Linked DNA regions of Homo sapiens: region 1 is linked to region 2. The links are chromatin loops, found by intact Hi-C in ENCODE. Cell type or tissue: IMR-90. All regions are shown on one strand. Links, peaks and the distances in the headings refer to the core of each region. The heading gives the core; the rest is flanking DNA.

What was found. A loop is a pair of places that touch in the nucleus more often than their neighbours do. Peaks named below come from ENCODE experiments on the same cell type or tissue, not always from the same donor. Only the 100,000 strongest peaks of a DNase experiment are listed, where the experiment ranks them.
Region 1: it touches region 2 in a loop (1.8-fold over the local background); 2 of 110 quality-filtered maps call a loop at or near these places.

Annotation. Positions count from the first base shown.
Region 1 is chr5:64,863,435-64,880,510 of GRCh38, forward strand. All of the region lies in intron 10 of CWC27 (CWC27 spliceosome associated cyclophilin), which reads left to right. Among named protein-coding and RNA genes, the nearest start is that of CWC27, 100 kb to the left of the region's middle. In IMR-90, for the core only: no CTCF peak of the experiment used is centred there; a DNase peak (open chromatin) is centred at 6,137; H3K27ac peaks cover 166 bases.
Region 2 is chr5:64,916,445-64,933,520 of GRCh38, forward strand. All of the region lies in intron 11 of CWC27 (CWC27 spliceosome associated cyclophilin), which reads left to right. Among named protein-coding and RNA genes, the nearest start is that of CWC27, 160 kb to the left of the region's middle. In IMR-90, for the core only: no CTCF peak of the experiment used is centred there; a DNase peak (open chromatin) is centred at 7,047.

The sequences.
Region 1 (17,076 bases), core at 4,349-8,348, 53 kb before region 2:
TTCCTCTCCCCTACACCCTCCCTTTCCCTGTGCTCTTCCCATCCCCTCTCCTCCTCTCCCCTCCTCTTGTTCTTCTTTACAACAGGATATCACTCTGTTTCCCAAGCCGGAATGCAGTGGTGTGATCATAGCTCACTGGATTCTTGAACTCCTGGGCTCAAGTGATCCTTCCACGTCAGCCTCCCGAGTAGCTATGACTATGGGAACGCACCATCATGCCTTGCTACTTTTTAAATTTTTTGCCACTCCTCACTATGTTGCCCAGGCTGGTCTCAAACTCCTGGCTTCAAGTGATCCTCCCACTTTGGCCTCCAAGAGTGCTGGGGTTACAGGCATGAGACACTGCATTCAGCCCTTCTCTAATTTAGAGTTATGCTTTTCTTAGCAGATATTCTATGAAGTAATACTTTGATATCACATGAATATATAGTTTCCCATCAATCCTTTATGTAAAAATTTTGCCATCCATTGGTGATTCTTGTCCTGAATCAGTTACTTCAGTAGGAGTTGCAAAATAATTATTTTCTGTCGTTCCATTTATATTTATTATCTTGCATTCATCTATAAAGAAAAGCTTTCACTCATCAACTGAGGCTTTGATTATTTTGAGATATGCTTCCTGTAGAAAAGCCTGCATAATTCTTATTTTTTTATTACCAATTTTTTATAATAACAATTGCGATAGTCACCTCTAAGGGTGGCAAATGAGGTTTTCTTATTTGTATATCTGGCTTTATCTTTTATGAGTATTATTTATGCCTCGTGGATTTTTATATTTTCAATATGATTACATAAATGATAGCCATTATTCTTTTTGAAAGTCAAATCATCTCAACTTCGGCCTCTTTTACTTTTCCAATATTTCAAGATTTAGAGTCCTGGGCAAGAGCACCTCCTTGGCTCTGCCAAGGTCATCTATGCATGCCCTGGCTGGCAAGTGAATAAGATAAGATCTTTCCAGGTCATGGGTTTCTGAAGTGGGTGGCAGTTTTGCCTTCAAACTACCTTGGGATTCTTTTAAAATACAGAGGCTATTTGGGTGCTGCTTGGCCCAAACAACAAATGCTCCCACTACAGTATTAGAGCCTCTGAATTTATATTTTCTAATATCTTCCTTTAGAGCCTGAAAAGTTAATTTCCCAGATGTCACCTACCCATATGTTAATATGTTTTATGGCATAATTAGTGTTATTTGTTATAAATTTCCGAATTAGGATAAGTAGTATTTTTACTTAAGTTGTTTTTAGTAGGTCTCAGGTATTGTGGATTAATCCTAATCCTTGGTTCACAATGCATTTCGTCACTAAGAAATACATTTTTAGAAAAATTTTAAGTGACAAATAATAATTGTGTATACTTATGGGGTACAATGTGAGGTTTTAATATATGTATATATTGTGGTATGATTAAATCAAGCTAATTAACATATCCATCACCTCATATCCTTGTTTTATGGTGAGAACATTTGAAATTTACTCTCAGCAATTTTGACATATACAATGCATTATTATTAACCATGGTCATCATGTTGTGCAGTAGATCTCAAAAATGTATGCCTCCTATATAATTGAAATGTTGATCAAAGAGAAAAATGTTTAAGATTATTTTTGAAATAGTTATTCCACAAATATTTATTATGCATCAACTGTGTATCTGGTACAAAATACAGTGCAACATGCTAAGGGCATTAAAAAAAAAAAAACTTGGGGTAACAGCAAACATAGAAAAGTATTACTTTGTTTGGCTGAATAGACTACATTAACATTTACAGTGAGACAGGATGTGGCCCTTGGTTGTTAAATATTCAGGGAATAAATAACCTCAGAAAGACTGTGATTTCATCAAACTCACACAAATAACTAGTGGAGTGAGCCCAAATGGCCCACTTCTCAGTCTTTTTCTAAGAATTGTGTGTTCAGTTTTGGAAGAATTATTTTGAAGTTCCATAGTAGAAGTTAGTTAGTATTCACCTATAAGTGTTCTGTGGTATAAATATATAAAGGGAAAGAAAGGATATTCATGATATAGCATAGGATTTGACATAATTTTGCCTAATTTATATAGATTGGTATGACATAAAGTAGGACTTTGGGAATGGATGTGATTGGAAACGGTGATGTCAAATAGGGGAATTTAAATGATTGAATCATTGGTTAATTTTGTTATTGGGATAAACTTGAGAGTAAATTTGCCTTATTTTTAGAGGGAAGATGGTTTAATTTTTGGTTTAAGGGCTAAATCTCTCGATTTTTTACTTTATAATGTTAAAGTTTTATTCATAAAGCTACGCATTACTGGTAATTATTCTGGGCTCTAACAGCCAACAAATGAGCAAAGAAGAGTCACGTTGGGCATATTTTTCAGGATGTGATGAATCTGTCTAGTCATATATATAAACATTATCTTCTTGAAATATTAATGTTAAAATAACAGTACATCTTGAATCATCTTTTAATGGCTCTGCTTATTTTGAAGTCTTCCAGCCACATCTGTCATATGGTGTGCCTTACAAGAAAATGAATCTGGTTTTAAAATGTTTAGAACTCAGAATAAGTCATTTTAACCAAAGCATATTAGAAAGCCTTAGTTAAAATAATTACAAATGTACATAACAGAGATTTTACAAGTCACTGGAACTTGAGAACCCGTCTGTCAAGGAGATTTTTTAATTAGAGGCTTGGTTTTCATATCTATAAAGCAGATGATAAGCCCATGACCTGCCCACTCTCTGAGACTCCAGTTAGATTATATGTGTACACATACTTTGCTGATATGATTTGAACGTATGATTCAGAAACCAAAGCTGGTGATTTTTCTCCCCAAATCATCACATTAACTTGTAGGACTCCCAGAAGTACAGTTCCCAATTGGTAATTGACAAGAGAGATCACTGGTTGATTCTTTTCTAAATATGGCATATAGTACCTAGCAGGAAAAAAATACCAGGAAAGTACTAGGCTATAAGAATAACTGTATTGATGACTTATGTTTTACCTAAGGCTTAAGATGTGACAAAGCAGTACACTGTACTTCTCTAGTTTTTTAGGGTAGAAGGTTATGTTATTGATTTAAAATCCTTCTTCTTTTTTAACATAGGCATTTACTTACAGGTATAAATTTCCCTCTAAGTATGTTTTAGCTGCATCCTGTAAGTTTTAGTATGTTGGGCTGTCATTTCATTCAACTCAGAGTACCTTGATTTCCCCGTGAGTTCTTCTTTGATCCATTGGTTGTTTAGGAATATGTTGTTAATTTCCACGTATTTGTGAATTTCCCAAATTTCTCTCTATTATTGACTTCTAATTTCATTCCATGTGGTTGGAGAACATCATATGATTTCAATGCTTTAAATATATTGAGGCCCATTTTATGTGTTAGAATATTGTCAATCTTGAGACCGTTTCATATGCATTTGAGAAGAATGTATATTCTGTTCTCATCAGATAAAGTGTTCTATAGATTAGAGCCCACACCTTTGATCACTCACTACAAGGTATGAGGAGGAATGTAGGAAAAATGTATGACACTTTTGCTTTGACATTTTCTACGTGAATATGTATAAACATTTCACACACCTGAGGATTATGGATATATATAATTTAGCAGCTCCTAGCAAAAAGGGAAGCAATTTGGGTTAGTTTTAAGAATGTTCAAAAGAAAAGAGAATCAAGATTTGTTCAAACTCCCAACACCATTGTGGATATTCCTCCTTTTCACATATAAGAAAGCAACCTCAGGAAGTTTTGTATAAATTTTTCCAATGTCACACAGCTAGTGCGGTGTTGAGCCAGGACTTTAACCCATATTCTGGTTGCAAAGCTTATGATCTTCCCTTGCAGGACTTAGAAATAGGAGGATATAACTGATGCTTGCTTTTGGTATTATTATATTATTGTTGGTTTTACTGTATATTGATATATTGTAAAGTTTTATGATAGATATTACAGTGTGAATTTTTACTTTAACAAGAATAAGTTTCTATTTTATCGACACACTTTTCAAGTAGATGTTGAGATCTCCTAATAAAGCCGTCAGTGCTTCTTTGTTAACTTATTCCTAACAACTAGCATAACGGAGCCAATCAGAATCTGAACCATGCGGTAAGACTGCAGTGAGTCTAAGTTTGTAGAGTAAGTCAGAGGTCCTGGCAAAGAAAGCCTTGTTAGGCATTAGGACAAGCCTCCTGTGAGTTATAAGGAATTGCCTTGCAAATTGATGGAACATGAGAAAGTAATATCAGCCATGATATTCCAGCACTTTTTAAGAAGACCTGACCTCATGTGTGAAGTCTGAGCCATAGTCCACTGAAAGACATAGCAGACCCCACCTAGGGTACCTAAGCATAGTGAGGGTTGGAGGTTACTTTTAATTCACAACATTAGGGCTTATCTCTAACACTAACATCTTCTTTCCCAGAGCTAGGAAGGCTCCTCAAAGGAAGAAGGGGAATACAACTTCAAGAGATAAATCCAGAACCCATTTGTTGTCAATCTTTGTTGTGTTTGGGGGGGGGGCTGTTGTTGTTGTTGTTGTTGTTTATATTAGCTTTAGATACTGACATATCACATACCAGATTTATTTCCTTTTGAACTACAATAGTATTGTGCTGCAGATTCTGAATAAATGTAAAATCAGAGTGGAGTATCAGCCACAAAGCTAATAGCAATACATTGAAAATTCATCAAGAAATTGCCAAGATTCTAGAAGACTACATTCTTCACCCAGAATATACCATCCCCATCTAACCCACATATAAGAAAAGTCGTTCTGAAAACTCTATGCTAACTGCAACAATGAAAGAACATTTAGCTTATAAAGGGGCACCTGTGTTCCTCTGGCCCCTGGAAAATACCTGAGTTTGTTTATTATTGAATTTACCTGAAAGCAAAACTTTCTTAAGTATTTCCTAGTCGCCTCTTAAGTTTTTAGTGTTTCCAATGATAAATATTGAAGTTTGATCAAATGTAAAGTAACTAATTCTGTTTATCTCCTAAGTTTGTTTTCAAAGCTAAGAAAATATTAATAAAGTCTCAGACTTACATACGTAACATTGTTCTTGTTCTATTGGTTCTCAGAGTGTTGTCCCCAAAGCAGCATTCTGTTTCTCAAGGTGTAGGCCCCACCCCAAACCCACAGAATCAGAAACTCTGGGAGTAAAGACCAGCAATCTGTGTTTTAACAAGCCTTCAGGTGATTCTGATATCAGCTAACGTTTTGGAATTACTGCTTAAACTATATTCCATTGAAACTGCTTTCAACCTGACCCTATTTTCTTAAGTGGTCTTCAAGTTCATATAGCCAATAAAACTTTTTTTTTGTATTGAGTGTGAAATATATCAATTTTTGTTTCCTCAGGTGTATTTTTTGTAGTTCTAGTTGTCGTATAGCATGTTTCACGTAAGCTGAAGCGTTGCCTCATTGCCTTGCTGTTTCTTACCTTATCATCTTTGCATATACCCTTCCCTCTGTCAAATTTCCACACCATTGCCTCTCTTCAATTTCCCACTTGTAAAAATAACATCCCTTTAGAATTTGATGTGAGGATTCAATGAGAAGGTATATGTGTATGTACACATACTTGGAACAGGACTTGGAACATTTTTGGAATAGAGGAAAAGAAAGCCATGTGAAATTCTAATTAATTACTTTATCAATTACAATTTTTAATAAATTTACTTCATAAAAGAAAATTTTGGTTTATTCATAAAATTAAGGGCAAATACTGAAACTTGCCATGTATCTCATTTTGGTTTAATGAAGAACAGTAGAGGTATATGTAGGCCAGCTGTTCACCGTATTCTATAAAATGGTAGTTTTCATGCATGAAGCATGAATCAAACCTAAGTTAAGAACCCACATAAATATAAATAAAGCATCTTTTCTATTTGGGCTGAACTACTTTGGATTTTATATTAGCTAAATTAAAAATATGTTTTTATTAGGTGCAAGCAGTTTCCAAAGTGCTTTTCCTGGCTCACATCTTGTCCTTATTTTCTTGAAGGGTCGGTCTAGCACAGTTCAAGCAAGTTTTCTGGTCCTGTTTGTCTGCCAGGTGGTAACAGAGTAGGAAACCCACAGAGAAGTTAAGTCTATGAAGCCTTATGGAAAAGAAAAACTGACCTTTTCTACAGCAGTGACCTAGGAATGAGTCAGCTCTTGCATCCAGTCACTAGTGACTCTGAGGATAAAGCTTATTTTCAGCTAAATGCCAATTAGGGTTTCAGAGGCAGAGAATGTGCAGATTCATGTAGAGCAAATCTTTAAGCCACTATAATAGGTGAGAGTTTTTACAAAAGTCAAGAAACACAGATGATGACCCCTGCTGTGGCTTTGTGTCTATTGTATCCAAAAAGCTTTTATACCATATTATGTGTTTTATGTGTCTAGATGGCTAGAGAGGAAAGAAAACTCAGTTTGGGATTTTTTTTTCCCCTTAAAGTAGGAGCTTTCTTGTTACAGTTGGAAAAATACAAAAACTTCCCTTTTCTCTCCTTACTGATTCCTTGCCTCTGCCTATCCCCTGCCCCCATGGCTCTTAGGATGGGGAAAAAAAACTAAAAAATGAGAGTGAAAAGGTATTAATTCCCCAAAAACACCCTTGTAGTGGCATAGTGGCCATATGCAAGAGCTGAATAATTCCCAGAACAGAAGCATATATCAGTGTAGTTCCCAAAATGTTGAATTTTGGGAGGTGATATCAAATTTGAGCAAAATGTTTTTGAGTGATTTGGACTTGCAGTTTTATTAAATTCATACAGCCAGTTTATTCCTCATCATGGTTAATAAAATTGCCATGGAAATATTAAGAAACCTTTTTAAAAGTCTCAATGCTGTCATTGTAGTTATAGATGTGTTACTTAGTACAAATTGAAATACACCCTGTGGTAAAATTTATTCTGCAAAAATAAAAAATCTGTGTTGCATAAGCATTCAAATATGTCACACTTTTTGTTCTTAACGTAATATAGTCACTCCAAAATATTTGAGATTTTGCATGAGATCATGGTAGAAATCAAAATGTTTTAACAAGTGGATTCTTAAATTGGTTAAAAAAAAAAAAAAAAATACATGATCCATTAAGTGTCTTGAACACTGGAGTATTTTTATTTGATTAAATTTAACTTTACAATGATGATTTCTTTTAATTTTAGAAATGAGCACAGAAAGAATGATGAATCATAATGTCTACCAAATTTGTTCAAGGAAAATTATTTGAAATATTCCCCTCAAAAAAGAAACTTCTTTTTTTCTAAACAGAAATAAATTTTTCTTTATAACCAGAATTAATAGTTTATTAAATCATTAAGTCATGTGATATTGCATTCTACAGAGCTAGCCATTGTTTTCATTTTGGTAAACCACCTTGCAAATCTTTGTTTTTGTTTGGTGGCATGTACACATATATTCACAAACATACAATTTTATATAAACTGAATAATTATTTGCTTTTATTATATTTATAAACAGTGTTGTCATGAACACCCATTACATTCTTCTTTTGTGCTTGACAAGGAGCTTGAGCACTTTGGGATTCTTATGATAAGTATATAGAATTGCTGAGTGGAAGGGTACACACATTTAGCAATGATACATTTTGCCAGTGCTTGAGAGAACTGAATTGTTTTTCATACCTTTAAAAAAAATCCCATGATATTATAATAACAAAAAATTGCAGCTTTAGGCAATCTCAAAGAATGATTAGCACTACCAACAATTTAGTTTGGTTTAATGTATTTATTGAGTATTGAATGCTGATTTTATGTCAGATTTGGTGCTAATTATTGGAGTTGCAAAAGTGAAATGAATACAGTTTTATTGGACTACTGGAGATTACAAAGAAAATAAACAGCCTGCTAAAATACAATATGATAAGCTTGATGGTAAGGATAATATAGGGAGCTTGTGCATCAGTATTGAGAGTCCAGTAAAGTCTTTATGGAGAACATGGCATGGAAGCTATGATCTGAAGGATGACTATGAGTTATGAGCAGAAGGGAAGTGGAAGAGAGAGGAGTGTTTTAGGTCATGAGGAATAGATGTTAAAGATTATATTATACATTCTGAGAACTAACAGGATTTTAGGATGTGGGAATGCATGCAAAAAGTGAGGCAAGAGATAAAGATGGAGAATGAAGCAGAGCTGAGACCATGAAGAACCTTGCAGTCTTAAGGAGTTTGGACTTTGAGAATTAAGGGTCACTGTAGCATTGAAGTGATGAGATCAAATTTCTCATCACTTTAAATATTGTTTAAAATATTGTTCTGGCTCTAGTTTGGGCAGGGACTTCCAGGCAAGCAAATCACAGAGCCCCAAGGCCAAAAAGATGTGATACACTTGATTTGGGCAGGCATCTGTACCAAAAGAGTCCAAGCCTATCAGTTAGACAAGGCAGTAAGAAAAGGCAAATTTTAAGGTCAGGTGAGCAAAAGCACTGTTTATCTAATTGCTCTTCTGTCTTGAAAAAGCAAGCAAAATACTTCCTGGGAGACTTGGAAACTTCAACCCATGCAGTGAGGAAAGAGCCTGGATTTAGAATTTGAAAAATGCATCATAACAATAGTATCATCATCAACATCATACTGTGTTGTTATTATCAGGAAGGCCACATTTAGGTATACTTGATTATAGACCTAAGGTAAGGATAAATATAGGGAGCTTGTGCATCAGTATTGAGAGTTCAGAAAAGTCTTTGCAGAGAATATGGCATGGAAGCTGAGATCTGAAGGATGACTTTGAGTTATGAGGAGAAGGGAAGTGGAAGAGAGAGGAGTGCTTTAGGAGGAATAGATGTGACTCAAACAGAATGACTCATTTTATGCCTTATTCTTGAATAGATGCTCATGATAGATCTCTCATGCATAACTGGTTCAGGACCCAGGTGGAATGGGCTTGCATGGGAAGGAGGCACTTCAATGTCTGTACCTGCACTGTATGAGAGAGGCAGGGCCAAAAGTTCCTAAACGTGAAAAGCTTCAGTAATTCAAGAGGATCACTTATATGCAGCTTCATTTGTGAAACGCTTTGTAAAGCTTTATGATATCCTAGAAGCCATTTTATATAATTTTGATACATGCCGATGAAAGTCTAGATGAATGCCAGAGAAACTTCCACCTCATTTTTTTCTTATTTAATCTATACCATGTACTATATTTAAATCATTTGTCCATATATTCATTTTTTTACATAATGTTGAAAGTGTTTTGATGTCGGTAAAGCAAATTTAACAAGGCAAGAACACTATAGGAAATGGGAAATCTTAAAGAATTTACATAATGCTTATCTGTTACCAAGTATGGCTTTCACAAAAATGACCTCATCCTCTTTAAATCCTGATCGACATCATTCTATCTGATGCTCTTATCTCAGTGATTTTTATTCTGTGTGCTATATTTTAGACGTCTGTCTTCACAACAAAATTTCTCCTCTTCCCAAACCCCCACATTTCCCTCTGATGGGTCCCAGATTAGTATTCTGTACTCTTTCTCCCTTAGTGTATGCCTATATTTATTTAGCACCAACAACATACTGAGTCACAGTGTTGGATACTGTGATAAATGTGGTTCATTAATATTTTTCCTAATGACTTCAGTTTTTCATGAAAATGATGCCTACTCAGTATAAAAAATTAAGGCAATAGAGCAGAAAGAAAAGAAAATAGAAACCCAAAATAACAACACACCTAAAAATATTCTGTGAACACGGAAGGTGTACAAAAGGAATGCATAAGCTTTTCGTTTTGTTTTGTTTCGTTCACTTAGAAGCATTATTTTAAAAATAGCCAAAGAAAGAAAGCTTTTTTCCAAGGACAGTAAAGGTCAGTCAATTAAAGGAAGTCTATTAATGTAATATAGCATATTAATAAATTGAACAATAGTATTTCAATTTTTAAAATACATCAATTAAGTAACAAAACAACATTCCTTCTAATAAAAATATTAAATATAAATAGGTCTTCTCTGTGATAAATAGTAGTTCCTTTTCTAAACCAAAATTCAAAGTATTATAGCAATAGACCCTTCTCTCTTAAATTAAGGTAGTGTATATCTTCTTTTAAGAAATGTCTATTCCTATCCTTTGCCCATTTTCAAATAGGATTATTGGGTTTTTTTATTGTTGTTTGAATTCTTTGTATTTTCTGGATATTAGCTCCTTGTCAGGTGAGTAGTATGCAAATATTTTCTCCCATTCAACAGGTTGTCTGTTCACCTAGTTATTTCCTTTGCTTTGCAGAAGCTTTTTAGTTTAATATAGTCCCATTTGTCTATTTTTGTTTTAGTTGTTCTGTGCTTTTGAGGTCTTAGATGTAAAAATCTTTGCCCTAAACCAATGTCCTGAGGTGTTTTCTCTATGTTTTCTTTTAGTAGTTTTATAGTTTTAGGTCTTATGTTTAAGTCTTTAATCCATCTTGAGTTGATCTTTGTATATGGTTAGAGATAGGGGTCTAGTTTTATTCTTCTGCATGTTTTCTCAGCACTATTTCTGGAAGAGGGTATTCTTGTCCCAGTGTATGTTCTTGGTGCTTTTGTTGAAAATCAGTTGACTGTAAATATGTGTGATAATTCACATGTTTTGTCAATTTATGGTGTCTCAAGTGTCATGAAGGCTTTGCTCATTTAAAAATTCTTTTTCCTTGATATTTGTCTGACCAGGTTATTTCAAAAGATCTGTATTCAAGTTCTGAGATTCTTTCTTCTGCTTGATCTAGTCTATTGTTGATGCTTTTTTTTTTTTTTTTTTTTTTTTTGAGACAGAGTCTTGCTCTATTGCCCAGGCTGGAGTGCAGTGGCACAATCTCAGCTCACTGCAACCTCTGCCTCCTGGGTTCAAGTTATTCTCCTGCCTCAGTGTCCTGAGTGGCTGGGATTACAGGCATGTGCCACCATGCCTGGCTAATTTTTGTATTTTTAGTAGAGATGGGGCTTCACCATGTTGGACAGGCTGGTCTCGAACTCCTGACCTCGTTCGTGATCCTCCTGCCTCAGCCTCCCAAAGTGCTGGGATTACAGGCATGAGCCACCGTGCCCAGCCGATGCTTTTTTTTGTTTGTTTTTTAGACAGTCTTGCCCTGTCACCCAGGATGGAGTGCAGTGGCACAATCCTGGTTCATTGCAACCTTCACCTCCCAAGTTGAAGCGATTCTTCTGCCTCAGCCTCCTGAGTAGCTGGAGTTACAGACACGCACCACCATGCCTGTGATTGTTAAAATCTCTATTTCTAGGTTCCTGAGACCAGTAACTCAGAGTGTTCAACTATCAGTTCCAATGCTTATTGCTCTGGTTTTCAGTCCCCCTCCTCATTTTCCAAACCCTGGATATTGCCCTTGATTTCTAGTGAGCTAAACATATGTATTTAAAGGTGTTTTTAAAAATGTACTCTATTCAGCACTTCTATGTGTTGAGTCACAAGAGAGTTTTCAGGTTATCTAGTATACTGCCTTACTAGAAATGGAAGTCAAATTTGTTTTTCATGTTGAATTAATATCATTTGTAAAGTTGGATTGTGAAATAGACATTTGGCTAAAGACTGGGTTTCTGCCACAGCAAATGTACTCCACTTCTGTGAAATCTTGGCTAAGCCAAGTTTTTGTTATGAAATAACATATTTGATTCTGAGATTTTTACTTGGTGCTTAGACAGAATAGCAATATCACCTACTGATATTATTGGCACTTTATGATTTTGTTTAAGATACACTGTTTAGTGTGTTTTGAAAAAAAGAATAAAATTTTCTAAGATTTGAAAGAGATCTTACAAAGATTAGGGGTCATCTACATTAGACTTCTAATCTTTTCATTAAAAATACATATGATCTTTCATATGGAAGGAGTAAGATTGTAAGTTTAAAGGCTATATACAAGTGTGTTTAGATTTCTCCTTTTCTTTCTAAATTACAATATATTTAAAGATATGGATATAGTCTTTTTATTCGTAAGTAATGGTGTAGCAGATTATAAAGGGCACATAGAACATTAGCTCTCAGATTAAATGTTATCTTTTGATAGATACCTTTCAGGATCACTTAGACTAAAATAAGGTAGGTTCTCTGTTAGCCTCCCTCATAGAATTTCTAAGTATGTATGCATTTCTTTGTTGACTCGCTTATTCCTTACCTTTTCAGCTAGGTTATAATGAAAGAAAATAAGCAATTCACTTTGAAGCATTTAGTGACCAGAGTTAGGATATGGGAATTTTGTAATTTTTAGTTTTTTTAAAACTGTTACATTTCTCACTTGCATAGCATATATTTAATCTAAGCAGTGCCCCAAACACAAAAACTAATCACTGTGCTTTTGAAATCTGTATCTCCATGGAAACAATGGAAAAACTTGCCTTTTTAATCTCTTTTGTTAGACTGAGATCTCATTTTGTCATTAATAGATTCTGTAAATAGCAAGAATAGGAATAGTGGTAGTGGTGGAGGTGAAAGCAATAATAATAAGAGAAGCAAATTTCTGTTTAGTACTATCTTGGGCCAAGTACTATGCTAAGTATGCTAAATAATTTCCATAGAATCTTAGTTCTTTCTTACAACAACCTTACTATTCTTTTCATTTCTAGGTGAGTGAACTGAGGCTTACATTGGTTAACTTAGTTGTCCAATGCGGTACTGCTAGTAATAGGTAGAACAGAGCTTCGAACACAGAGTGGAGTTTTATTGACTAACTTTTGTTAGATATTTGCATGATATAAGTATACATTTTCAAAATGTGTGTATAAACTACAGTACATTTTGGCACTTTTTGAAATATGGTGAACCTACATCTCTGCTACAGCTGATGATACTGTAAGTCTAAAAATTGTATGAAACATCTATAATTTTAATACATATGATGGGCTTTTATTACAGCTATTTTATGATTTTATCAACAGCCAAGCTGCTGTTTCACTACAAACAGATTGGATATCTTTGTGATTAAAGCAGCAGGCTAAAGACCATGAAGGGTATACTGTTTGGTTTTCAATCATTTCCATGTGTTATGAATTCTTATCAGATGTTGGGAAATAGCAGGCTTAAACTAACTGCAAGTGCTACATCCGTGGTCCAAGAAACAATAGTCTGTAATGGGCATGTGTTTAGCCATCAGCTTGTTTAACAAGGCCTCTAAGCAAGTTCATTTACCATCATATATAAGAAACTAACACATATTCCATTTATGTAGATTTAAGATCTCTCCAACAGCATGTCACTCAGGTCTTGATAATCTTCATCAATTTTTTAAATGTGAATATTAGAGAAGATCAGTGCTTGACTTCATCACCCTTATATTAAAATAATATTTCTCGTGACATAAGAAAAAATAATAGATATAACTAGAAGTTTTCCTAAGGCACATTCCTAGAAACTGGAGAAAATGAAAAAAGCATCTGGGAAAAAATAAAAACTAGACTGACAGTTATGCAAGATACTTGACATTTCCATTTTAAATCCTCAATCGCATGTTCAAAAGCTGCACAGTTAAAAAATAATTGCAGGATTTTAAAAAACTACTTCAATCAAGTAATAACGAATGATCTTATAAAAATTGTAAATATGTTGACATTGTAGTAATAAAAATTTTCTTATGTAGTTATTTATTTATAGTATCTCCTGTTGTATAGAAGATATTCAGCTTAAATCCCTCTACTGGATATTATTTAAAGAAAAGGAAATTGTTATATCAAAGGGATACCTATACCCCCATGTTTATTGCAGCACTATTCACAATAGCCAAGATGTGGAGTCGACCTTAGAGTCCATCATTGGATGAATGGAAAAAGAAACTGTGGTGTACATACACAATGGAATATTACTTGGCCATAAAAGGATGAAATCCTATCATTTGCAGCAACGTGGAAGGAACAAGAGGTCACTGTGTTAAGTGAAATAAGCCAAGCATAGAAAGACAAATATCGTATATTCTCAGTCATATGTAGGAGCTAAAAACCTTGATCTCATGGAGGTAGAATGCAGAATGATAGATACCAGAGGCATCTGGGTTTGTGTGTTGGGGGGGATGAAGAGAGATTGGGTAATGAGTATAAACAGTTGAATAGAAAGAATAAGCTCCATCCTCAATAGCAGAGTAGGTTGACATAGTTAACAATAATGGATTGTATACTTCAAAACAGCTAGAAGGGAGGACTTGAAATTTACACAACACAGAAATGTTAAGTGCTTGAGGTGATAGATACCCTTAATATCCTGACTTTACCATTACGTATTCTATAGCTGTAACAAAATACCACATGTAGCCCATAAAAATGTACACATATTAGAAATCAATAAAAATTGTAAATAAATAAAATATTCAGTTTAAAGGTAAGGTATGAGTCTAAAAGTACTTTTCACTTATTAGGTGGTTAGCAGGTTGAGTGAAAACTGCATGAAGAATTAAGATGTCAGTGTCATGTTGATAATTCTATTATTTTCTTGGATAATTTTGAAAAATCTCTTGCCATCTCTATACTTCAGCTTTTTTGTGTCTAGGATGAAGACGTCAACACTCAGCATCTCGCTGCTTCCTTAGTGATGTGAATGAAAACCAAGGAAATAATTTTAATTCAAAATGTGCTTTAAAATGCCAAATCAAAAGGAATTAAAATGATCTGCGTGGTATAACTTTTTACACTTATAATTTTGATTATGCATTTTAGAAACATTATTTTTTGCCTTACTTAAACTATTTTTCTGTGATGATGAAACTGAGGCAAAGAAGGAGAATTAATTGCCTTTTCATGGCCAAATAATGCTGTTTAGTCTAGGTCTTTTGGTAAACACATTTCTTCCCAAGACCCCCACCCAAATACTTTGTCTAATCATTTGGAATGCTATAAGTTGACATTAGTTTTAAATGAAGAAAACAACTCATCACTGGCATTAGAGTAGATATCTTTAGCATTAATAATTAGTGTCATTTTATCATTAATTTTCACAGTTTTAATTCTTTAAATTGCTAATGTAATTTAACAGTCATGAGTTGGTTGTAGTATATTTTGAATATAAAAATAAATGCCTTCTAAGCACCAGGTAGTCAGCACTGTCCTGGGTTACAGATTAAAAAAAAAAAAAAAAAAAAAAAAAAAAAAGCACCTGTTAGTGTGCCTACTCATATTAATCCTAAATCTTTGCATCAGTTTTGCATATTATATATGTTGAATATAGACACAATGTATAGATGAGAAAACTGAGGATCAATGAGGTTGACAATTTTCCAAAGCTATACTCAAGTGCCACTTTTTCCATGAAGGCTTAAAAGATGTGGAAGATTTTAGTAGACAGAAATAGGGGAAAAACACCATTTTAAGTAGTGGAAATGGCATGAACAAAGGAGTATGTGTACTGAATCTCAAAGTTTGCCATGGTAATTATGACTAGTATGTTTTGACTGAAATTTAGAGTAACTGTAGAGGATATGTGGGGGATAAAGTTGAAAAAAAGTAGTTTGAAGTTAGGTCATGAGAGAGACTTAATTACTTAAGAAAGAAATTAGTGCATAATTCAATAGGATTTAAGGAGCTGTGAAGATCAGGGGAGTAGAACTGTAGGATTTGGGGTATGTGTTATAAAATGAATGGAAGAAAGGTCAGACTGGAGGCACGTAGACCAAGTAGGAGACTGTTAACCAAGTGAAGTCCTGATGGCCCAAACTAGATTGCTGTCACTAACCATAGAAAGGAAAAGACTTTATAAAGGAAAAAGGAAAGATGTAGTAAGTAAGCGAGTGATAACTAGAAGGTGGGCTTGACAACCAGCATTGTGGTAGCTTTATCAGAAATAGAAAAGAGAGGAATTAGTTGGTGTTCGTTGAGGAGCTAACATTATCAATCTCACTTTTAAAATGGTAAATTTGATGCATTTGTGGTATGTCTAGTGGAATTTTTCATCTGGCAGTTAGAAATGTCAATTTAATCTTGAAAGTGGAAATAGGTAAAAGATAGGCTAATAATCTTGATTTTATATGTTGGGTGCATTAAGACAGAGAGAATTGCAGTCCTGAGTGTTGATGAAATTTATAGAGAGGAAAAGAAGGTTGAGAAGCATCTAATTTTGAGGAGCAGAAGGTAGAAAAGTAGAACCAGTGGAAGCAGAGAAAGAATATCAAAGAGGTAGGATAAGATCCTAAGTGTCCTAAGACACTCATGACACTATTTCTGAAATAGCAGAGGGGCAAAGTGGGGTAAGATGTTCAACAAAGTTGGATTCTTTTCAAGGTCTAAGTTACAATCTAACCAGAAGCCATTGAAATTTGTGATTAGGGGGTCATAAGTTACTTTTGAGAGAGCCATTTAAGGAGTGTGTGGATTACAAGTCAGGTATTAAAATGGGTGGATAGTGGGTTAAATGAAGACACTAAGAACAGTTGAGAAATCGGTTGCAAAAAAAAAAAATGGAAAAGCCAAAGGTGTGAAAAAATTGAGGGAAAATATTGTCACTTTACTCACAAATGCTTGGCATTTATACTTTACCCCAGATCCTTTTCTCAGCTCTATCTTTCATTACTAGTTACCTTGCCCCACTTTAAATTATTTTATACAATAGCCAAATACCTTCATGTTTTAGCATGTACCCTGTTTTTCCACCTCTCTTTCTTGGTTTAGACACACTGCTTGGATGCGTCTTCATTCTGTCTGTAAATAGCTAATTCCTACTTATCACTTATCTTTCACATCACAGTTCACATGCTTCCTCTGTGAGGCCATCTCTTATTTGTCCTGCAGTACTCTTTTCTTCACTGAATTTCAAAATGCTTCAATCATTTATTTGTCATGGAAGTTGCTGCTTTTTATTATGTACTGTTTTTATTATTGATGTACATGGCTTATATCCCTCCTTGGAATTTAGGCTCCTTGAACATTTTCTCAAGGTGTCCATGAAACAACATGGAAAGAGCATAGACCTGGAGTTCAGATAGTCACATTTTTAATTTCTAGCTCTGTCACTTACTCACTATGTGACTTCTAAAAAGGTGTTTATTTTATCTTCATAAACGTCAGCCTTTTTACCTATAAAATGCCTATATCACAGCTCATTAAAAAGATTATTGAGGGATAGAGGAGGTAACTGATTTACAGAACCTAGCAAAGTGAGGTTCCCTT
Region 2 (17,076 bases), core at 4,627-8,626:
AATTTAAGCCATAGGATGGGATACTTAGGTAACACACAAAATGGAACTAAGCACTAAATAGTTACACTTTAGGAGGGGCCGAAAGACCAGGGGCAACCACAGAGCCTTCAGTGCAGAAACTCTTCTACTAGTTCTGGGTTCTATCATCAGACAGCTCACTTAGCTTCTTTCCAGCCTGTTTGAACACCCAGCTCCCCAGAGACAGATATTAATTGCTGATTGATCATGGGTCACTCTGTCATCAGGGGCAGAACCTGTTATCAGAAGAAGGAGTCAAAAACACACTTGGCAAACAAAAACATACCTATAACACTTGGCCTCTCTTAGCCTCACTTTCTTCATCTGTAAAATTGGCATGTTCATTTGTTTATTGCGAGGTTACAGTATGTAAAGTATGTAACCTCTGAAATATGTGGTAACTTTTGGTGGCAGTAGTAGTATTAGTAGTAGTAGTAGTAGTAGTAGTAGTAGTAGTAGTAGTAGTAGCAGTGGTAGTAGACGACTTGTACTGACTAGTAGCTCTTTGTTGCAAGGTGATCTTTGGGTTCAGGACCTCAGGTGGTATTTTTGAAGGATTAATAGGGATGTTGTCACCCTTTTTACCCTGAGCTGGCTAAAGAGATAGTCAAAGTCCCCATGTACCTATAAGGCTTGTGTTCTCATTCCTCTACAAAACTGACTGTGTTCTCTAATAACTATATGATGGGCTGGGAGATTAATTTTGCAGTATTTTGTGATGTCCAGCTCTTCCCCTGCATTTTCACTACTTCTACACGTGTTCTTATCCAAGGTGCCATCCATCTTCGGTAGGCCTCTGCATACATATTGTGACTAGTGGAGACAAAGTGAGGCACTAGAGCCTCTGGCATTAGTTGGCATATTTCCTTGTCCAAGTAGGGAATCTGGCAGTATCTTCTTTTTATATATTATTCCATTGCTCTCAACTGCTTCAGGAAAATTGAATTATGTTAGTTTTTCCAAGGAAGGAACAGAGGCCCTTTTGTCTGATGTGTTGGTTAATTCTATATGTCAGCTTCACTGGGCGATGGGGTGCCCAGGTATTTGGTAAGACATTATTCTCTGTGTGTCTGTGAAGGTGTTTGGTGATAAAATTGGCATTTGAATTGGTAGACTGAGTAGAGCAGATTACCCTTCCTAATGTGGGTGGCCCTCATCCAATCAATTGAGGGCCTGAATAGAACAAAAAGGCTGATCCTCCTGCAAATAAGGAGGAACTCCATCTGCCTATCTTCTTTGAACTGGGACATTTGTTTCTTCCTTCTCAGACTCAACCAAAATATTGACTCTTGTTGGGTCTGAAGCCTGCTGGCTTTCAGACTGGAACTTACACTATCAGCTCTCCTGGGTCTCAGGCCTTTGAACTCAAACTGGAACTACATCACTGGCGCTCCTGGTCTCCAGCTTGCTGACTGCAGACCTTGAAACTTCTCGGGCTCCATTAACCTCTTTTATATATAGAGAGAGATACATACACACACACACACAAACATACACACACACACACATTGGTTGTATATCTGGAGAATCCTGATTAATATACCCGATAAATTCAAAACAAAACAAAACTTGAAAAAAAAATTTTTCAGGTGAATATTTGTTTTTTAGCATCTGAGTTTCAGTCCAAACAGGGAAGGAAAGAGAGGAAGTGTCTTCAAAAAATATAGACACCCCCCAAAAATATATTAAATCAATAATAATTTAGATCCAAGATGTTATTGATGGTTGGAGTATAGACCACTACCCATACAAAAAGCACTGTAGGAAATGGAGTTCTTCAGAGAGTAGAATTGTGGTTACCAAGGGCTAGGCAGGAAGGCAGATTGGGAAGATGTGGTCAAAGGATTCAAAATTTCAGTTAGAGAGGAGTAAGTTGAAGAGCTCTATTATACAAAATGGTGACTATGGTTAATAACAATGTATTATATCCTCGAATATTGCTGAGAGTAGGTTTTAAGTATTCTTGCCACAAATAAAAAAAAACTGTGTCAGGTATGTGAGGTAATGTATGTGTTAATTAGCTTGATTCAGCCATCCAATATATATTTCAAAACATGATGTTGTACACCAAAATATATACAACTGTTGTATATATATTCAAAAAGGGAAAAAAAGAAAATGGAGTTCTTAATTTAGCAGATGATGCTTAAATTCTTTTTAATCTAGAAAGTATCTATATTATTCTAAGATACAAAAATTAAAATAAGACCAGTTGGTCTTTACTGTTTTTCTCAGTTTTAACAAATGTAATGCAATCTTAGCTTGGATCTTCTCTGCTCTTTTTTCTTCATTTTTTCTGTTTAATATAATAGTATCTCTCACTTTCTTAAATGGTTGTATGTTACTGCTATGTTCTATGGAACATCTACCAGAGTCCTGTCCAATTCTCTACCCACCCACCTCCACGTCCATCCCTCAGTGATTCCACATTGAACATGAGCAAAGCCATTCTTCCGGAGTTTATAAAACCCTTCAAGATTATTGAAAATGAATGGTGTTATATAAATGTCATGTTGTTTCATAGCAGTTCTTAAAACAATGAGATAATGTCTGTTAAATAATTTTAAGTTCCATGGAGAAATGCAGGGCATAAATACAAGTCATTTTTTATTATGTGATTTCCATATATTTTTGCTGTACAATTTAAAACATTATAATCTCTAAAGATATAAATGCTTTCTTTGTGTTTCTATATGTATGTGTACACACGTATATGCTGCCTATATAAAATTAATAAATAATTTTGTTGCTTCGTTTTGTCATTTGGGCCCAGTAAATTTGTCACCATAAATACTGGCCAGAGAAAAATTAGAAATCTAAAGCAGTTTCTTTTAGTATTAGACATAGTGTTTACTTCTTAACTTTGTACTTGTGTATTACTGAAATTTTTTTCTTTTCTACTTTTATTTTAGGTTCAGAGGGTGCAAGTGCAGGTTTGTTACATGGGTAAATTGGGTGTCATTGAGGCTTGGTGTACACATGATCCCATCCCAAGGTAGTGAGCATAGTACCCTATAGGTAGCCTTCCAACCTACACCCTCATCCTACTCCCCACCTCCAGCAGTCTCCAGTATCTATTGTTCTCGTCTTTGTGGCCATGTGTATTCAGTGTCTATCTTCCACTTATAAGTGGGAACATGCAGTATATGGTTTTCTGTTGCTGTGTTAGTTACCTTAGGATAATAGTCTCCAGTGCCATCCATGTTGCTGCAAAGGACATGATCTCATTCTTTTTATGGCTGCATAGTATTCTTTGGTGTCTATGTACCACACTTTCTAAATACAGTCCACCATTAATGGGCACCTTGGTTGATTCCATGTCCTTGTCTGTTCTTGCTTTGGCTCTGAGCTTGGTTGTTATCAATGTATAGAAATGCTACTGATTTTTGTGTGTTTGTTTTGTATCCTGAATGTGCATTTGTCTTTTTGGTAGACACATTGATTTTCTTTTGGATATTTACCCAATAGTGGGATTGCTGGGTCAAATTGTAGTTCTGTTTTAAGTTCTTTGAGAAATCTCCACAATGCTTTCCACAGTGGCCGAACTAATTTATATTCCCATCAACAGTATTCTATGCATTCCCTTTTCTTCTCTCAGGTTCAAGTGATTCTTCCACCTCAGCCTTCCGAGTAGCTGGGATTACAGGCACCCGCCATCATGCCCAGCTAATTTTTGTACTTTTTTTTGTAGAGACAGGGTTTCACCATGTTGGCCAGGCTGGTCTCAAACTCCTGACCTCAGGTAATCCTTCTGCCACGGCCTCCCAAAGTGCTGGGATTACAGGTGTGAGCCACCACACCCACCCGTCATTTATTGGCTTACGTATATTGAACCAACCTTACATTCCAGGGATAAAGCCTACTTGATTGTGGTGAATTAACTTTTTGATGTGCTGCTGGATTTGGTTTGCTAGTATTTTGTTGAGGATTTTTACATCCATGTTTATCAGGGATATTGTCCTGAAGTTTTCTCTTTTCATTGTGTCTCTGCTAGGCTTTGGTATCCGAATGATGCTGGCTTCATAGAATGAGTTAGGGAGGAATCCCCGTCCCTCAATTTTTGGAAAAGGTACTAGCTCTTCTTTTAGGTCTGGTAGAATTCAGCTGTGAATCCATCTAGACCAGGGATTTTTTGGTTGGTAGGCTTGTTTTACTAATTCAGTTTCAGAAATTGTTATTGATCCATTCAAGCTTTTAGTTTTTTCCTGATCAATCTGAGAAGGCTGTGTGTTTTCAGGAATTTATCCATTTCTTCTAAGATTTCCAGTTTGTGTCCATAGAGGTGTCTCTAATAGTTTCCAAGGATTTTTTGTATTTCTGTGGGGTCAGTTTTAATGTCATTTTTGTCATATATGATTGTGTTTATTTGGATCTTCTCTCTTTTTTTTCTTTGTTAATCTACCTAGGGGTCTATCAATTTTGTTTAATCTTTTGAAGAACCAACTTTTAATTTTATTGATCTTTTTTATGGATTTTTGCACCTTGATTTTATTCAATTCAGCTCTGATTTTGGTTATTCTTCTGCTAGGCTTTGGGGTTGGTTTGCTCTTGTTTCTCTAGGTACAATGTTACGTTATGAATTTGAGATCTTTCTAACTTCTTGTTGTAGCTGTTTAGTGCTATACATTTCCTCCCTACACTGCTCTGTGTTCCAGAGATTCTGGTATGTTGTGTCTCTATTTTCATTAGTTTCAAATAATTTTTTATTTCTGCCTCAGTCTTATTCTTTACCCAAAAGTCAGTCAAGAGCAAGTTGTTTAATTTCCATGTAAGTGTATGGTTTTGATACATCTTGGTATCTATTTCTTTTTTATTGCTCTGTGATCTGAGAGTGTAGTTAGTATGGTTTTGATTTTTTTTTAATTTGTTGAGACTTGCTTCATGGCCTAGCTTGCGGTCAGTCTTAGTGTAGCTCCCATGTGCAGATGAGAAGAATGTATATTCTGGTCTTGTTGGGTGGAGTGTTCTGTAGATCTCTATTAAGACCAGTTGGTTAAGCGTCGAGTTTAAGTACAGAATAACCCCTTCTCTTTTTTGTCTTCCATTTGCCTGGTAGATCCTTCTCTTTTTACTTTGAGCTTATGGGTAATCCTACTTGAGATAGGTCTCTTGAAGGCAGCAGACAGTTGGGTCTTGCTTCTTTATCCATCTTGCCAATCTGTGCCTTTTGAGTGAGGCATTTAGACCATTTACATTCAGGGTCAATATTGATATTTGAGGATTTGATCCTCTCATCATGTTGTTACCTGTGTGTTATGTAGACTTGATTGTATAGTTGCTTTATAGTGTCAGTGGGTTACATGCCTAAGTGTGTTTTTGTGGTGGCAAGTAGAATTCTTTTGTTTCCATATGTAGCACTCCCTTTGGGACCTCTTGTAAGGCAGGTCTAATGGTAACAAAGTCCCTTAGCATTTGCTTGTCTGAAAAGGATTTCATTTCTCCTTCGCTTATGAAGCTTAGTTTGGCAGAATATGAAATTCTTGGTTGGAACTTCTTTTATTTTATGATGTTGAAAATAGGCCCCCAGTCACTTCTGGCCTGTAAGGTTTCTGCTGAAAGGTGTTAGCCTGATGAGGTTTCCTTTGTAAGTGACCTGCTCTTTCTAATTGTCTTTAAGATTTTTTCTTTCACATTGAGTTAGAGAATCTCATGACTGTGTCTTACATAGCTTCTCACTGGGGTTCTCTGAATTTCTTGAATTTGAATGTCAATCTCTCTAGTGAGATTGGAAACATTTTCATGGACTATATCCTCAAATATGTTTTCCATATTACTTACCCTCTCTTATTCTCTTTCAGGAATGTCAATGAATTATAGGTTTGGTGTTTTTACATAATCCCATATTTATCAGAGGTTTTGTTCATTTTTTACATTCTTTTTTCTTTATTTTTGTCTGCCTGTGTGGCTTCAAAGGAGCAGTCTTCAACCTCTGAGATTCTTTCCTCAGCTTGGTCTATTTTGTTAATGCTTCTGTTGTATTTTGAAATTCCTGTAGTGAATTTTTCATATCCAGAAGTTCAGTTTGGTTCTTTCTTTAAATGGTTATTTCATCTTTCAACTCTCGTATCAGTTTACTGTTTTCCTTGGATTGGGTTTCAATCTTCTCTTGTGTCTCAATGAGCTTCCTTGCCATTCAGATTCTTAATTCTGTCTGACATTTCAGCCATTTCAATCTGGTTCAAAACCATTGCTGGGGAGCTAGTGTGATTGTTTGGAGATAAGAAAACACTCTGACTGTTAGAGTTCCCAGAGTTCTTGCACTGGTTCTTTCTCATCTGTGGGGGCTGATGTTCCTTTATCCTTTGAAGTTGTTTTCCTTTGGATAGAGCTTTTTATTTTTATGATCTTCATTGTCCTTGAGGGTTTGACTGTGGTGCAAGTTAGGAAAGTTAAATGACTTCGTTTCTGGATGCTTTTGGAGGGCGCGGGCTCAGCTTCACACTCCTGGGCTGCGTGCTCTAACCCTGGGTGGCTGGGACTGGGTCCATGGCTTTGCCCTCTCATCTCTCAAGGTTAAGCCCCAGTTGGGCTGTTGGTGCCAGATGTTCTCAGGCTGCTGGCAACAGTACTCTGTTGAGGGTGCTGTGTGCATAAGTGCTCTGATGGAGGTGCCACAGGTAGGAGGTGCTGCAGCAGGGGTGCAAATGTACTTCAAAGGGGCAGTGGCAGGTCAGAGGTGAACACTTTCCAGCAGGACGCTGTCAGCAAAAGTGCTGAGGTGGGGCAGTGGGGGACTCCAGTAAAAGCACTATTGTGGTAGTCACTGGCGAAAGCACTCTGGCAGGATATCTGAGGCTGTGCTGCATTCAGACATGGCCAAGACCAGACTCTGAGAGGGGCCACTGGACAACAGGATGTACAGATCAGACCTGTCTCAGCAGGACTGGGAAAGACAGTCGGGCTCCCTCCAGGTCCAACAGCTTACACAGATCACAGCCACCCCTTCCTTAGGAGCCATTAAGGGCTTGAGATGCATCTCAGCACTCAGCAACCTCATGTGGGGTTTCCAGCTTCCTCCCTCTTCAGTCCTGGTGTCTGAGTCATCTCTCTAACCTCTCTCGGTGCATCTGTCAGAGGGTCTGTGTGGACTATGCTAGTTTACTCAATATTCTGGTCTGTCTCAATGGGAGAGGTTTTTCCTGGCTGTATCTAGTCGGCCGTCTTTGTTCTATTTCTCCCAGTTGACATCTGAATTTTTTAAAATCTGTATTCATGCTATATATTGATTTACTGAGTTTTGAAAAGACTTCCGTGAGGTCACTTCTTTACAAATATTTCCCAATTTCATTTTTCTAACTCTAGCTTCAAGCTAACATTTTCAGCTCTCTTTTTAAAGTTTCCTTAAAACCAGTAGCGACCCAAATTAACTGTATTTTCTTCTTCATAATAATAATTCCCAGACCTGAATCCCTACTACTATTACTAGTTGTACCACTCTTTTTCCAATCAGCCAAATTAAATTTTTTTAGTGTCATCTTTGGCTTCTTTCACTTTTTTGCTATCCCTCATCCCTACCCTTATAGACAATCTTATACACTTTTTACCCACTTCTTCACTTCTGTTAACTCATCCATTGCTCTAACTGCATCACTCACCATCTCTTCCTAAAATACTGTAATTAATTCCTAATTGGTTTCCTTGTCTCTGGTATATCCCTATTCCAGTTAGTCTTATACATGTGGAGTTAAGATACATCAACCTAGGTTTTACTCCCAGCTTCATCTCATTCTAGTTGTTTCCTTGGGATATTTACTTGAACTCTCTGAACCTATTTCTTTATCTTGAAAATAACTACCTCATGGGTTGCTATCATATTTCACTAAAATGATATATTGTTCTAGTCTGTACTTTATTGATTTCATGGTGCAAGAACCCTTCAAGCTAGCTTATGTAAAGGGGAGATTCTTCTAAGCATGCATTGGAATCTCATGAATACCAAAAGACAGAAACCAAAGAGTAGAAATATAAAATGTGATCAGAATCTGAGACTGAACTCCTTGCAAAGCTATGTAATCTACGTCTCTGTTTGCATCTCTGATTCTTTCTGTATATCTGCAGCAGCCTCTTCCTTCTAACGGCAGTCTTCTTTTATCCTCCTATAGAATTCTGTGTAGCTCCTGGTGTCAAATTATCACCCCAAATCTAAATGTGCACATCCTTTTGCTACCACCAACTAGTTCATATTTCCAAGAAAGGAATCCAATTGGCCTAGCTCATATTTTGACTGGCTACCACGTTATAGTCCCTGGTGAGCACACATGGCTCATGTGCCACCCTTGGCCAGCTTCTGAGGCTAATAGAGGGAACAGCAGTTATGGACAAGAAAGATTCCATTAGAAGTGAGTATGGACAAGCTGTTAATGATTGGCATATATAGAAATTTTATGTAAAGCATTTAGCATAGTGCTAATGAGTGGTAGTTATTATTTTTATATACCGAAAGAAACTAACCAAAGTTATTTTGATGTACTCTTTCCCTCTCTGTCTTTCTTAGACACACACACACACACACACACACACACACACGAAAATTCACAAAATAAAGAAATGTGTAGTTAGCAACATGGGCTTGAAGTCATCTAATATGAGTTAAAGCAATAAATCTGTTATTTAAAACATATGTGATCTTGGACAAATTATATTTTTCCTAACCTTTAGTTTCTTTATTTGTAAATGGGAATGATATTCTGTCAGTTAAGAATCTTACAGTTTCAAATGGCTAATCAGGCTTATGCTGAAAAGATTACACTGGGGCTACAGGTAGAACTGATTTCAGGCACACCTTTGTCAGAGGCTAAAATGATGTCAAGTAGACCTGAATTTCCTCTTTTTGTCTGCATCACTTGATTCTGCTTTTACACATCTTCACCCAAACCTCCACATACCCAGCCTTATTTGTTCCATTCTGAGTCATGCTTTCCCTTTCATGGGTTTGAATAGTCAAAGCAACTCCTCATGTCTTCCCAGATTCTAATCCAGTAGAGAAGAATGTTCGCCTTAGTCCTAGAGGTCTCAACAAAAATCTCTTAGCATCTCATTGTTGATTATTCTATCATGTGCCTATTTCTGAATCAATTACTATAGCTGGGAAATTAAAGGCTCTTATTGGCCAGTGCTGAGTCACGTGCCATTTATCAAGCCAAAGATAGAGGCAGCACGACTAGAGTCACGTGGAATTAGGGATAAAGGGAGAGGTGTGTTCATCACAATGGTAATACCAACTTTACATGATTTTCAGAAGGATTAAATCAGTTTTTACATGTATACAAAGTCCTCAAGTTCTGCAGTAAAATCTGTATTTCAAGTCTTTTCCTCCATTACTTCCCCAGACAGATTCCATATTCTCCCCAATCTATTCTGATGGGTCCTTGACTATACTCCCACCCTTTCTTATGTGTGTCATGTTGCTTTTGTGATTCCATTGGCCTGAGCACCTTCTACTATTTTTGCTTATGGGATTTTTGTCCTTCATGTACCATCTCAAACACCTTCACCTCATGAATCTTTCTTAAACTACCTTAGATCCTATCCAAAATCCCACAAAAGATATGGTTGCTGATTCTTTTGAAAGATGATTCACCAATCTTCAGTTCTAGCTCCCAGCATCAGACATACATTTTAAAAGACATTTTTCTGGCTATCCCAGTGAACTTTCTTTGCTACTTACCACATTCTGCCTTGTATTAATCTTCTGCATCAATCTGTATCATAAACTCTGAAGGCTCACAATAAGTATTTCATTGAATTAAACCTAATTTCAACTAAATACACATTATTTATGAAATTTTAAACCCCTATATTTTACTCAAGACAAAATTTTAACCTTACTTTAATAAGGAATTTTATAAATTCTTGACTCTCATATATCTTAGATATTTAATACTGATCTAGTAAGCCAAACATATAGCCAATTTTCAGTAATCCACAATACAGATTTCAGTCATATCAGTAAGACCTATTTTGCCCAGGCTTGCTTGCTGTACATTAGGATTTTGTATTTGACTTTCTGTTAATTAATCCATATTTATTGAATGCTTACTATATTATATTCTACGCATTTTTCAAGGCACGAGAAAGTATCTATTCTCCTTCCAGCAGGCTTGGAATGAATTCAGTCAATGAAGACGTAAATAAAAAATGTAATGTTAAATAATGGCAATTCTAGTTTTTAGTTGCCAGAATGTATGTTTGTTGGTTTATGTGTTTTTAAAATCTCTGTGTTGTAAGATTAGTGTTGGAAAACACATTATTGGGGCAGACTTCAAATAAAGAGAAAAAAAAATACTACTTTCTTCCCAGACAGTGCTATTTCAGCTTCTTTAACTTTCCTACTATGAGCAGGTGGGTTCCTTTAGTTTGCCCTGAAAATCAAGAAGCATTCCTAAAAACTGTTCCTAAACAATGGTGAGTTTTACTATGTAATAGCAATATTTATGGAAAATTAAACTTCAATTCAGTTTGTTCTATTAGGTGGTTGCAAAAGTGAATAGAATTCTTTAAATAGTTATTATCATCACTAGTTTAAAATAATGCATTTAATAGAATGTGTATATATCATCACAAATGTACATATTTCTAATCCAGATTTACCATGTGCTATATTTTTTTAAAATTCAGGTTTTAGTTGAGGTTGATGTATTATTATTTGTGACTTTATGGGAAAGCTGAAAAATTTTAGTTCAATAATAGGATTCCAACAGTTTCAGAACAGTTACATCATTTAGTAAATCTGGCAAGTATTCTACTAAAATAGGGAAAAATCAAGAGTTTACTATTATTTACATCACCAATTTTAACTTAGATAAGTATACATTACATTACTAAACTCTCAAAGCTGAATAAATTCCACTATAGATGGTGACGTTTATATTGTTCATTCTCCAGATGGCCTCTCTGTGCCAGGCATTTTCCATGCCTTACTTCTCCAGTGCCAGCCCTGCCTCCTGCCCCTCTTCTTCACAGATTGCCTCATCCTTACTTTTCTGAAAAGGCCATATAACATGAGCTTCTTCAGCTTTACTCTTCTCTACCACCAAACTTCTGTTTCCCCACACATTTCTCCAGCCTGTCTTTTGTCTCAGGGCAGGGTGCCTAGTTCTTCTTAAGGCTAATCACCCACCCCACTTTCCACATCTTCAGGAACTTTCCCTTCTCCTTCTTTTGCAAAAGTCTGTCTGTATCCTCTTGCTTTTTCCCCTCTGCCTCACCCCTGCTCATTTCTTCCCTGACCTCAAAGAATTTTTTTATCCTTGTGTCTGTGTGCTCCCTTGCAAACTCTGCCTTCCACTATTAAACCTACTGCTGAAGAGTAGTCCCAAATCATTGTCCACAACTCCTAATCATTTCTTTGGATTTCTAGATTATTAACTTCTCAACCTTAATGAAATTGTTCTTTTAAAAGTCAGCAGTCAGCCGGGCACGGTGGCTCATGCCTGTAATCCCAGCACTTTGGGAGGCGGAGGCAGGTGGATCACCTGAGGTCAGGAGTTCGAGACCAGCCTGGACAACATGGTAAAACCCCATTTTTACTAAAAATACAAAATTTAGCCAGGCATGGTGGCAGGCACCTGTAATTCCAGCTACTTGGGAGGCTGAAGCAGGATAATCAGTTGAACACGGGAGGCCAAGGTTGCAGTGAGCTGAGATCGCGCCATTGCACTTCAGCCTGGGTGATAAGAGTGAAACTCCTTCTCAAAAAAAAAAAAAAAGTCAACAGTCACCCACATTCACTGTGTTTCCTCAGTCTGCATATTCCCTTAAGGAACTTGATTCTTTTTCTTATCACCATTGACTCTTTAAGCTTACAATGTAGGGATCTCAGTTGCTTCTCTGAAATACATTTTTTTACTCTTCAATAGCAGAAATAAACAGTTGAAAACTCACTTAAGTATACAATATAATGTTAGATAATGACAAGTCTGCTTGGTTTTAATTGTCAAAAAGTTTTCTTCTTCTTTTAGCAATCTCTGTGTTGCAGGCTAAAGACTTCAAATAAACTTAGGGGAAAAGTCATAATTTAACCACTTCCTTAGTGATCTGAGAAAATGCCTTTTCAGGATCTTAATTTTTTTATTCTTTGTAAGTAAGTGGGAAAAAAGCCAAGTGCACAACAAAGTGTGACACACACACACACACACACGTTTGCAGAAAAACCATGGGAATGATAAGCCAGAAAATAATTAAGTTGCTTATTTTTATAAGGAATAGCAGCATAGAGAAGAGGTAGAAGTGATAGGGAGGCAATGATACCTGAGTTTATCTTTTTTTGTAGTTTTGTCTTTTAAAAATGTATTCCTGTTCTAAATATTTTAGAAATTAACAAGCATGGAAAGGAAAGAGAAACTAAAACTGAATGTAAGTAGAAACAAATAAATCCAAGTTTGTTTCAAATAAGTAATGTTACACTGCTGGGAGGTAAAAGAAAAAATTTGATTATGTTATTCCACAAGGGATGTGGAAAGAACAGTAAACAAATCTTGAACTTTTCTCAGTAGGCTTTGTCTTTTTTTTTTTTGTAGTACTATAGACATACTAATTATAAAACTATTTTATGTATATGGTAAAGTTTAGTTAGTTAATAATACATGTGTTGATGTTGTAGGGAGCCAAGGTTCTCATTATAGAAGAAAGGAGATAAAAATGTGGAATGAGGGAAGATGAGGAAAAACTTTTGGGAATGGATTGGTATATGTGGATGGATTGGGTTTGAATGAACTTAATGATTTCTTAGGCATATCCTACCTCTGACTGCTGAAGGGACTTAAAAGCAAAGAATCAGTGGCAATGAGTACATTTAGCACCCAGATCTTGGTTTCTAACACCATTTCCCTCTGAAAGGAACCAGGGTAATTTGAAGAAATGACTGATTCCCAAGACCAGACCACCTGTTCTACAAAAAAAGAAAGGGGGGTGGGGAGAGGGCGGAAGAGTGCTCCTGAAAATGATGGTGGCACATCAAGACAACCTAGAAGCCATCTTGAAAGGGCCTCTCCTCCACTGTTAAATCTGGAATTACTTGGGTTTCAGATAATTGAGAACACACAACTCAAGAATAAAAAGATAATGCAATTTTTAAATTGGCAAAGCATTTGAATAGACATTTCTCTGAAAAAGATATGCAAATGGACAATAAGCACATGAAAAATGCTCAGCATCATTAGCGATCAGGGAAATGCGAATCAAAACCATAATGAGATATTATTTCACACCCAGTAGGATGACTATAATTTTTTTTTAAGGTAACGGAGGAACCAACAAGTATGGGCAAGGACGTGGAGAAATTGGAAAGCTCATACATTACTGATGGTATTGTAAAATGGTACAACTGCTTTGGAAAAAAAGTTTAACAGTTCCTCAAAAACTTCAACATAAAATTATCATATGACCCAGCAGTTACACTCCTAGATATATACCAAGAGAATTGAAAGCAAGTGTTTAAAAAAAAAAAAACTTGTACACAAATATTCACAGCAGCATTATTCACAATAAACAAAAAAGGGAAACAACCCAGACAAAACAGCCTAAACAAACTGTGATGTATTCGTACAGTGAAATATTATTCAGCCATGAAAAGGAATAAAGTACTGATTCATGCTACAACATGGATGAAGCTTAAAAACATTACTCTACATGAAAGAAGCCAGAATACAAAAGACCATGAATTATATGATTCCATTTATATGGAATGTCCAAAATAGGCAGATCCAAATTTGTAGAGAAAGAAGGAAAGTAAGTATTTGCCAGGGAATGCAGAAAAATGAGAAGTGGGACTGATTGCTAATGGTATTTTTGCTAACAGGTAGTGTTTTTTTTTAAGGGGTGGTGGAAATTTTCTGGAATTATAGTGGTGACGGTTTTACAACATTGTGATTATACTAAAAATCATTGAATTACACCCTTTAAAATGGTGAGTTTCATGTTACGTGAATTTTATCTTGATAAAAAGTGCAAAAAACAATCATTGAAACCAATAAAAAAAATTTGAACTATTGGGTAGAAAAATAGGAATTCATGAATCCATGAGGATCTGAATGAATGAATGAATACTTAGAAGAGAAGGAAAGTCTCCTTACAGTAAGATAACAAACAATAAATGTGAAGAGAGTGGTGGAATTGGAAAATCACCATTGTCATAGTAAAGATTAGTTTGGGCAAAAATGATCAATAGATACTAAATCTAGAGGGAATGCTGGATGAAGAACAGTATATTGGCATGATCACAAACTGTCTCCCCACTAATTGCTTATTAGTTGCACACTGATCTGTAATAGAGAAACCGTAAAACACCTTGACTGACTGATCAGAATTAACATCCACAATGAGAAGCGTATGGACACCATATGTCTCTTAACAGTACCCTGAGAAGAACATACAATCACTTGTGTGTTCTGCCTAGGGCTGCATAACCTGACTCTAATCATGAGACAGCATGAGACAAACCAAATTAAGGAATATTTTATTAGAAAAACAACTGTCTTGTATTCTTCAATAATGTCCATGTTGTGAAATAAAAAGAAAGGCTTAGGAGTCTACAGAGACATCAAAACTAAATGGCAATACATGCTCCTGGACTGGATCCTGGAACAAAGGAAAAAATAATACTAAAAAGGACATGGTTGGGGAACTTGACACAATGAAATATGGATGGTGTAGTAAAGTATTGCATCACTATGAAATTTTCTGAACTTGATATACCTGAATTTGAAATACTATAGTTACTTAAGAGATTATTCTTGTTCTTATGAAACACAAACTAAAGTATTAAGGAGTAAAGGGCCATAATATATGCAACCTAGTCTCAAATGATTGAGAAAAAAATTAATATATATTTATGCACTGGGAGAGAGAATAATAAAACATGTGGCAAAATGTTAAGAACTGGTGAATTTAGGTAGAAAGATATGAGTTTTTAATATTATTCTTTAACTTTTCTGTAAGTTTAAAATTATTTCAAAATAGAAATATTAAAATTAGTTTTTAAAACTTATTTAAATTGATAAACTCTTTTTTTTACATTTTTCTTTTTTATCTTATAAAATATTTTAAACATACAGAAAGGTAAAGGGACTTAACCCATTTTTTTACCCAACTAATCTTAATTTTTTTTACATTTTTTAAAGTAAATCTAAACTTTACAAATATAGCTTAAGTCCCCTGTATACTTTCCAATTTTATTTCTCCCCCTTCCCAAAACTACTCACGACTCAGAAGTATGTTTCCTTCCTGTACATGTTTTTAATCCTTTATTGCATGTGTATATAGCCACTAAAAATAATAATATTGCTACTATGCCACTCTATAAAAGTGGTATCAAATGGTATGTATCCAATTACACCTTGTTTTTTTATCATTATGCTTTTGACATTTGTCAATGTTTTTATGTGTAGTACATATTTATTTTAAATGATTTATAGTAGTCATTGAATGCATATTCCAGCTTTTCTCCTGTTCATGGACATTAGGTTCCTTTTATATATTTCCTATTTTAAACATTTTGCAGAAAGCATCCTTGTACACTTCTGTGTACACAAACAAGAGTTTCTTTAGGGTACGTCTTTAACTGGAATAGCTGGGTGTGGGTAGTTATCGTGATTATGATACATAATGTTTACTAACTCTCCTAAGTGATTTATATGTATTAATTTATTTAATCTTTAAAACAATAAGTAAACACTATTATTATTAACATTTTACTGTTGAAGAAACTGAGATTATTCTTGTTCTTAGGGTGGTTAAATAATTTGTCCAAAATCCCACAGGTAGAAAATGTCAGAGCCCTGATTCAACAGATGTAACAAACCTGTAGAGTGTATGCACACCTTCAACTCCTCCAGATATTGCCATTTTGTTTTCCAAAGTGGTTATTACCAATTTATAATCTCAATGGCCAATAGGACTTTTTTTTTTTAATTCTTAACTTGTAAAATTAAAAAGCAACTCATCCATTAAATTTTGTTTGGGATGTTTACAGACCTCTAAAATCTAAAAGTCTGAAAACCACTTCCTTACATGGCACTGTTTAGAGGAACATGGTTTATAGAATCATAAGGCTGAAATCACCACTTCCTTACTTGACATTGTTTAGAAGAACATGCTTTTACAGGATTATAGGGCTGGGATCCTTGGTCTTTAAAATGCCCAGCTATAGGAGGTTTTCATGAATTCCTCTGGATCCAAACAGTTCAATCAACCATCCAGGCTTTATAACCTTTCATTGTTCTTGTCTCTTCTTCACCTCTTCCCCAATCTGCCATTCCCAATTCTTTACTCTGTCAGTATTGCTATATTCAGCCAATTGGCAAGTCTTATTTACTCACCCATTGTAGAATCTCTCATCTGTCCTATTCTAGTTCCAGGTTTGTATCACATCCTTTTTTGACAGTATAATAAAAAACCTAAACTGATCTTTTTCTCTGAAATCTCCCAGAAGTGATTCATCTATACACTGCTACTTAAGTGATCTTCTTAATATAGTTATTTTATTATTCCTCTTTTCACAAACCTTTAGAACTGTCTTATTGTATATTAAATTAAGTGTAAAATTATCTAATCATCTATGATTTTTCTCCATAATCTTGCTTTCAAGTTGTTGACCATCTTATCCTCTATTACTGCCTGTATTCTATCAGTGGAACACAGATAGATCTTGGGTAAAATGGAAGATTTTTCAACTCTTACATTTTCAGATGGTGCTGATACTGCAGATCCAGTCTGGGTAACACACTCTGAGAATTGCTGCTCTAGTTGATCTGTAGGAGCTGGCATAGGGTCTTATAAATTAGCTGATCATGATATATATTTAATAGAATTAAATCCCATTTCTTAAGGTTTAGAGAAACTGACTTTCCACACTATTCAATCCAGAAGAGATAGTTACTTTTAGTTTTGAAAAAAGTTTTAAACTTGCAGAAAACAGTACAATGAACTCATATATCTTTTACCTCGATTTGCCAGTCATTTACATTTTTTAATATTTGCACATTGCATTGCTCTCTGTATGTTTGTATACATATGTACATACATTTTTCTTTCTCTTTTTTTTTTTTTTTTTGAGACGGA